Regions from separate parts of the Homo sapiens genome. Here region 1 is linked to region 2. Evidence: chromatin contacts called from ENCODE Hi-C or POLR2A ChIA-PET data. All regions are on one chromosome and are shown on one strand. Each heading gives the region's core, a stretch centred on a gene start or an enhancer-like site at or near the end of the contact. The rest is flanking DNA. Distances are from core to core; before and after follow the strand shown.

Evidence for each region. A loop is a pair of places that touch in the nucleus more often than their neighbours do. ChIA-PET counts read pairs that join two places held with the same protein, here RNA polymerase II (POLR2A).
Region 1: a map of OCI-LY7 shows a loop between it and region 2 (5-fold over the local background). The contact joins the enhancer-like site here to the promoter of CYP1A2 in region 2. A Hi-C loop is called at or near these places in 1 of 168 maps with a recorded cell type or tissue (OCI-LY7). POLR2A ChIA-PET finds 5 or more read pairs at or near these places in 2 of 52 experiments (H1 and activated CD4-positive, alpha-beta T cell).

The regions. Positions count from the first base shown.
Region 1 is chr15:74,959,466-74,963,308 of GRCh38, reverse strand. No RefSeq gene overlaps it. Among named protein-coding and RNA genes, the nearest start is that of RPP25, 4.6 kb to the right of the region's middle. Within about 2 kb of position 1,913, at least 3 of the 41 ENCODE cell types and tissues checked have a DNase peak (open chromatin) inside an H3K27ac peak, as active enhancers do.
Region 2 is chr15:74,746,761-74,750,520 of GRCh38, reverse strand. It overlaps CYP1A2 (cytochrome P450 family 1 subfamily A member 2), which reads right to left and starts at 1,676. Exons shown (of 7, transcript NM_000761.5): 1 at 1,624-1,676; 2 at 1-791. The coding sequence starts at 782. RefSeq lists promoters at 783-1,920, 3,652-3,760, 1,586-3,760 and a cis regulatory region at 3,007-3,760.

The sequences.
Region 1 (3,843 bases), core at 664-3,163, 210 kb before region 2:
GAGGGACCTTATCTTCAGAGGACAAAACTGATCCTAAGGGGGGAAGCAATAATGGAGGATTCTGGGCATCACAGCAGGCTCTTGGGAAGTCTTTCAGGAATAGGAGCTCTCCTGGGAACACTAATGTTGCCCAGGTGAGTGGCTTTTCGCTGCACTTGCCTCTAGAGTCTGGAAGGAAGATAGGGGAACTACTGGCAGCATCCCGTCTTAAGGAGAACGAGAAGGAGGTCCCATGGATGCTTTTGCCTCTCCTCTCCTTTCCCCTTCCACAGACACCACTCCTCATTCATTCTAGGCCCCACACACCCCTCTTCCTCTCAGGACTCCGGTGACTTGGCCTATCTGCTAGGAGAGCAATTGAATTTCATGCAAGATTAATGGTTCTTGTCCTCAAATGGCATCACTCACTGGGTCTGCAATGCAAACCCCCATTCCCCATCTGTGGGGCCAGAGCCAGCACAAGAGGTAGAGTGGCCTGCAGGCAAGAGGCTTGGCCAATGGTAAGTCTCCTGGGTCCTGTCCTGACTGGCTGAAGGAGAAAAGCAATACCTAGAGCTGAGCCATGGTGAGGAGGTTGGACCGAGGGTGAGATAGAGAGCTGAGAAGGAGAGCTGGAATCAGAGCACTACCCCAGGGCCTGGGACTCAGTCTGACAGAAGAGATGCCTGGCCTGGGCAGAGGCTCTTGTATGGCAGAGCCCTCTCCCTGTCTCCCAGACCACATTCACTTCCAGGCATCATCAACCAGCACTATTACATTTACAGAGAGCTCTGATACCCATAATCCCACTCAATCCTCAGGAGAGCATGTGGGGTGGTAACTGCTGTTACGTCTGTGAAAACAATCTCAGAAAAATTGTCAATCATGCATTCACTTAAACATCTATTAAGTGCTTGCTGTATGCCGGGAAATAAACCTAGCTCTCCTGATTCAAGGTCAGTGTTCTTTCCACGTGTTTGCTTCAATATGTTGATTCCTTCTTCCGTCTCCTCCTAAATTTGCCTCCCAAACACTCGCCTTCTGTTGCGATTTTTTTTTTTTGAGACGGAGTCTCATTCTGTCACCCAGGCTAAAGTGCAGTGGCGCAATCTCGGCTCACTGCAACCTCTGCCTTCCGGGTTCCTGCGATTCTCCTGCCTCAGCCTCCCAAATAGCTGGGACTACAGGCACTCACCACCATGCCCGGCTAATTTTTTATATTTTTAGTACAGACCGGGTTTCACTGTGTTAGCCAGGATGGTCTCGATCTCCTGACCTTGTGATCCACCCGCCTTAGCCTCCCAAAGTTCTGGGATTACAGGCGTGAGCCACCGCGCCCGGCTCTGTTGTGATTTTTGAAATGCCTACAGTTCTTTGATACCCTTCCCTTCAGGAAATGAAGTCTGAAACCCCTCCTTTTGAATGTAGGCTGGGCTACCTTCCAACTAATATAATAAACTGGAAATGATGGCGTGCAACTTCAGAGGAGGCTGGCCCATAACAGGCACTGCAGCTTCCTGCTTATTTTCTCTGTCCCTCTCTTTCTTTGTCTCTTTCTGATCACTTGCTCTAGGGGAAGCCAGCTGCCAGGTCATGATCAGACCAGTGGAGAAACAGAGGCCTCTGACCAACAGATATGTGAAGTAAGTTTGGGAGTAGATCCTCCATGCCCAGCTGACATCTTGACTGCAGCCTCATGACAGACCCTGAGCTAGATGAGACCTCTTCAAGCTGTTCTTGGATTTCTGACCCTCAGAAATTGTGTGATCTCACAATAATAAATGATTGTTGTTGGGTTTTTTTTTGTTTGTTTGTTTTGAGACAGTGTCTCGCTCTGTTGCCCAGGCTGGAATGCAGTGGTACAATCACAGCTTACTGCAGTCTAAACTTCCTGGAGCCACTGCACCTGGCCAAATGTTTGCTGTTTTAAGCTGCTGAGCTGTGGGGTAATTTTTATGCAGCAACAGATCACCAACACATCTTTTCCACTATGGAACACCCTCATCTCCCAAAGCTAACCCCTTTGGGCAGTTTGAGTCACTTAAAAGTTTATTTTTCTCATACATTCGGCTGAGATAGTAAAGGGAGTCAGAACTCTGAGTTCAAACATCTGTGGTTGCTTCTTTCTAGCTGTGGTACATAAGGCAAGTTATTTAACCTCTCTGGGTCTCAGTTTCACATCTGTCAAACAATGATGATACCTTCCTGGAAAGAAGAGTGTGGAGATTAAACACATCTGACCCAATGCTGGGCACTCGGTGGGTGCCTGCTAAATCTGAGTTCCCTCTGGCCCTGCTAATTTTCTTTTTTGTTGTTGTTGTTTTTGTTTTGTTTTGTTTTTGAGACGGAGTCTCGCTCTGTCGCCCAGGCTGGGGTGCAGTGGCACAATCTCGGCTCACTGTAAGCTCCGCCTCCCGGGTTCAGGCCATTCTCCTGCCTCAGCCTCCCGAGTAGCAGGGACTACAGGCGCCCACCACCACGCCCAGCTAATTTTTTGTATTTTTAGTAGAGACAGGGTTTCACTGTGTTAGCCAGGATGGTCTCGATCTCCTGACCTCGTGATCCGCCCGCCTCTGCCTCCCAAAGTGCTGGGATTACAGGAGTGAGCGACTGCGCCCGGCCTGGCCCTGCTAACTTTCTAATTCCTGACTCTACTTGCATGCTCCCAAGACCCTGCCCAAAGAGGCTGGGACTAGGATCAGGGGTTTTAAGAGCTCCTCATCCTCCTCCTGCAACAAGAGACAGAGGAGAGGGGCTGTACCAGCGATCCCCCTCCAGTGTGAACATGAGAGATTTGTCCACAGGAAGTAGGGTGTGCTGCTGGAAAGGTCCCAGGGAACCTTAACAGATATGTATTGGCTAGGCTTGGCCTCTAGCCCAGCTACCCCAACACCTCCTCCCAGGGTGAAAGGAGTCTAGCTTGCCACTCACCAGTTCACTGTGAGTGAAAACTGCTATTATTTCTGAGTCTTTCCCAATTTCTTTTCCTTTTCACCAGTTTTCTTTCCCCCAATCCCTTTACAATTTTTTTAAATTCACAAATAATATATGAAAAATAATAACAGCCAACATTTCCTGAGAACTTAGCAGCCAAGGTTCCAAGACGGCTGTGTCTCATAATCACTCTGTGAGGTAGATTACTATAATTAGCCCCATTTTACAGATGACAAAGCCAAAGCAAATGGGTTAAGTAAATTGTCCAAGGTCACACAGAGGCAGAAAGAAGCTAATAGAAGCTGAAGCTTCAGGGTCAGTAGCTCATTTATGCAAGCTGCTCCAAGACTCTGTATTCATATTTAATTGTCCTTTTCTTAAAGAAGGTAATGAAAACTTCATGCGGTAACAAGAGGTCAGTGTGCTGTTTTCTTGCAGATATTTTAAAAATACATTTACATCTATAAACACACACGGAAATAAATGCCCCCCTACTCTGTGTATGGCTGGCACCCAGCTCCTTTAACACAACGTCTTCACTGACTCCACTTTTCTAACCATTGTGTGGTGTGCACCACTGATGCTCTACTTTAAAATTTACCAGCCTTTCTGAAGTTGAGCCCTGTGCTCCCCTCCTCTGACTCTGGCCCCACCCTGGGGTTCCCACCCTCTTCTCAGCTTTTTCTCCCTTCGCCCTGTCCCCTACGCTGTTTCCCCCCTCATACAGCCCCTTTCCCTGTGTCCTCACTACTTCATGCCCCAATTCCTTCCTGCCTCTCGCGTTTCTCCTCTCTCCTCGCCACCCCGCCCCGTCCTTCACCGCCCACCCTGTTTTCCCCGCTCGCTGCCCGCTCTCTCCCACTCCAGCTTCCTCCAGGCCTGCCACATTACCCTAATTCACAGCACCCCATCCTTCCTCCCTCACTCCCC
Region 2 (3,760 bases), core at 427-2,926:
AGGAACCTCTGGTTGAAGGCCTTGAACCTCTGCAGGGCAGGGTTAGGCAGGTAGCGAAGGATGGGGAAGAAGTCCAGGGGGTTCCCGGAGGAGGCAGTCTCCACGAACTCATGAGTGTTCTTCACGAGGCTGAGCATCTCATCGCTACTCTCAGGGAAGTGCTGTCCGAAGCACATGGCACCAATGACGTTGGCCACTGACACCACCACCTGATTGTAAGGGTCGAAGTGCCCAGGCCCTGCCATCAGCTCCTGCAACCTGCTGATCAGGGCCTTAGCCTCCTTGCTCACATGCTCCTCCAGGTAGCAGGAGGATGAGGAAGCTGGGTCAGAGGCGATGGAGAAGGTGTTGAGGGCATTCTGGGCCAGGCGCCGGCGGGCAGCCCACACCGGTCCAGAGTCTGTGCTGAAGGTCAAGCTCTGGCCATCAGTGATGAGGGTGGAGGTGTAGAGGTCAGGCCGGCCCTTGAAATCGTCGCCCTGCCGCACCAGGGCCTGCCGGATGGTGTCCAGGCGGCTCAGCACCAGCACGGGCGTGGAGCCAATGCGGATCTGCAGGACGTCCCCGTAGCGCTGGCTCATCCTTGACAGTGCCAGGTGCGGGTTCTTCCCCAGGGTCAGCACATGCCCGAGCAAGGGCCAGCCCCATGGCTCTGGTGGACTTTTCAGGCCTTTGGGGACCCGAGGCCTCAAACCCTTGAGCACCCAGAATACCAGGCAGAAGATGGCAGAGGCCAGGAGAAGCTCTGTGGCCGAGAAGGGAACAGACTGGGACAATGCCATCTGTACCAACTGCAGGGAAAAAAGGAGGGACCAGGCTGAGGGTTGAGATGGAGACATTCATTCATTCATTTCCTCAGTCATTTGATAAACACTGATGCGTGTTCTGTGCTTGGCTCCCAGCTGGATACCAGAAAGACTAAGCTCCATCTACCATGCGTCCTGGGCCCACAGAGCTCACCCTTTGAGCATCACAGAATCTGAGAGCTGGAAAGGAGCCTCAAGATTCCCAACATGAACGCTGGCTCTCTCCTCCACACATCATCTCAGTTTCCACTTCTGGGGCTGGAGTAGAGGCAAGTGACCACTCCAAAATGGGGAAGCCAAGGACAGCACCCTTGTCAGCCCCTGGCACAGCATGCATGCTGGGTATTGTACCAAAGAGTCCCTGCCAGTGCTGGCTTTCTGCTGATACCTTCCATATACCCAAGGGACCAGGAGTTCCCCCTACCCAGTGACACTGAGGTGGCCAAGGTCCCAGGGCTGGTTCAAATAGCCTGTGATGCCCCCTCCCCAGGGCATTCTTTATCAATACCAGGAGGGGCACCTCCTCCAGGGATGAGTCCCCATCCTCTCACAGTCTTGGAGGTTGGGGTTGGGCTTCAGCCAGGGCCAGGGCTGCCCTTGTGCTAAGGGGGAAGCCCTCCCCATCGCTCTCCTTAAAAATGGCTTAGTCCAAACTGCTCATTTAAAATCGGGAAACAGAAGTCAAGAGCTGGGTAGCAAAGCCCGGAACTCAGGACCCCTACACCTAGCCCAGGCTCCCCGTCTTTCTGTCCCCACTAGCTTCCAGGTTCTATAGTTGGGGATCCCAGAGATTGTAAATTGGTCCCAAGAAAGGTACCTGTAGAGGCAGGTGCTTGAGATTGGCAGGGTTGTAATGGCTGGTGTGGAGCTTCTGGCTCTAGGTGAGTGGCCTTTTTATAAACACCGCCCCCTATCAGATTGGCCTGGTTGTCCTGATCACCTGATATGAAAGCTGGATCACTGAACAAAGTTGGAAGGATCAACTCTTGGCCTTGGGCCATTATCCCTCAGCTCCACCTACTACCTAAGACCCAGGGTGACTCTTTGGGGATAGGCCAGAAGGGGTGCTGGGTCCCTGGGGATGAAGGTACAGCTGTCTTTAGGGTTCAGGGTAGGGAGCCTATTTCTCTGAAGAGTAGGGTAGGGTCTGGGAGTGGGGGTTAGGCCTTTGGACTGATCTGGGCTTCTTTCCCACTGCACACATGAGGAAGAGCTCTGCCAGGGCACTCAGTCTAGGCCAACCAGGCTCACGGCCCCTCTCCAGAGGGATGTTCTTCTGTAGTACCCTCCAACAACCTGCAAAACCAAACAGTAAATGGGCGTGTTCCAGCCACTCCTGATTTTCAGCCCAAGTCCCCAAGTGGAAAAGAAGAGATGATAAAGATTTTGCATCCTAAAGAGAGGCCCCCCTTATGCAAAAAGACTAAGAGACATAACCAAATGCAATATGGATTTGCATTTGATTGCCATATCGATTGGATATGGCATTTAAACAAAATTTTAAAAAAATCTATAAAAGATGTTTTGGGGACAATTGGGGACATGTAAGCACGGACTGGAGATTAGATGATATTCTGGAATAAATGTAAATTTTTTTAGGTGTGAACAGAGTGTCATGGTATGTGGGAGTGTATCCTTATTCTTAGGAGATTAATGCTGTAGCATGGAAGTGTCATGATCCCCACAACCTCCTTTTGAATGGTTCTGTTAAAAAATGTACACCTCTAGGCCAGGCGCGATGGCTCGCACCTGTAATCCCAGCACTTTGAGAGGCCGAGATGGGCGGATCACCTGAGATCAGGTGTTCAAGACCAGCCTGGCCAACCTGGTGAAACTCCGTCTCTACTAAAAATACAAAAATTAGCCAGGCATGGTGGCATGTGCCTGTGATCCCAGCTACTCGGGAGGCTGAGGCAGGAGAATGGCTTGAACTTGGGAGGTGGAGGCTGCAGTGAGCCAAGATCGTGCCACTCCACTCCAGCCTGGGCGACAGAGTGAGACTCCGTCTCAAAAAAAAAAAAAATGTACACCTTTAAAGAGTGTAATTGGATTGTTTGTAACTCAAAGGTTTATCCTTGCTTGAGGGGATGGATACTCCATTCTCCATGAATGCTTATTTCATATTGCATGCCTGTATCAAAACATTTCATGTACCCCATACATATATACACCTACTATGTACCCATAAAATTAAAACAATGTATACCTATCTATCAATAAATCGAGAGAAAGTAGATATGAGAAATGTCAGATATTCATGGACTTACGTGAGGATATATGGTGTTTGTTGTACTAAAGGAGTCTTTAATATGGACCCAGATCTCAGTCAGATCTAAGAGGAGGAGGAGGACAAGCCTTAAATTGGATGTGAAAAGGAAGTTTGCTATCTTTTTTTTTTTTTTTTAGATACAGAGTCTTGCTCTGTCACCCAGGTTGGGGTTCATGTGCCACAATCATGGCTCACTGCAGCCTCGACCTCCTGAGCTCAAACAATCCTCTTGCCTCAGCCTCCTGAGTAGCTGGGACCACAATCACAGGTGTGTGCACCATGCCTGGCTAATTTTTTTATTTTTAAACATTTTTTTGTAGAGAGGAGGTCTTGCCATGTTGCCCAGGTTGGTCTTGAACTTCTGGGCCCAAGCAATCCTTCTGCCTTGGCCTCCCAAACTGCTGGGATTACAGGTGTGAGCCACTGTGCCCGGCATGGATGTGAGAGGGAAGTTTTGATTTAGACTGGAGTGGGCTTTTATTCCTGAAAATGAGAAAACTGTGGGATCAACCTGTGAAGATGCCAAGGCAGATGGATGGGGAATCCAATAGAGAAACAGAGCATGTTTGAAGGCCATGAATGGGAGAAGAGGAAAGTTGTTTCCTGTCTATATCTCCATTGGGTTCAGATGACTCAATGAAAAAGGTCAAGGTTTGAGGTTAGGCTCGGTTTTATAGAAAATGGA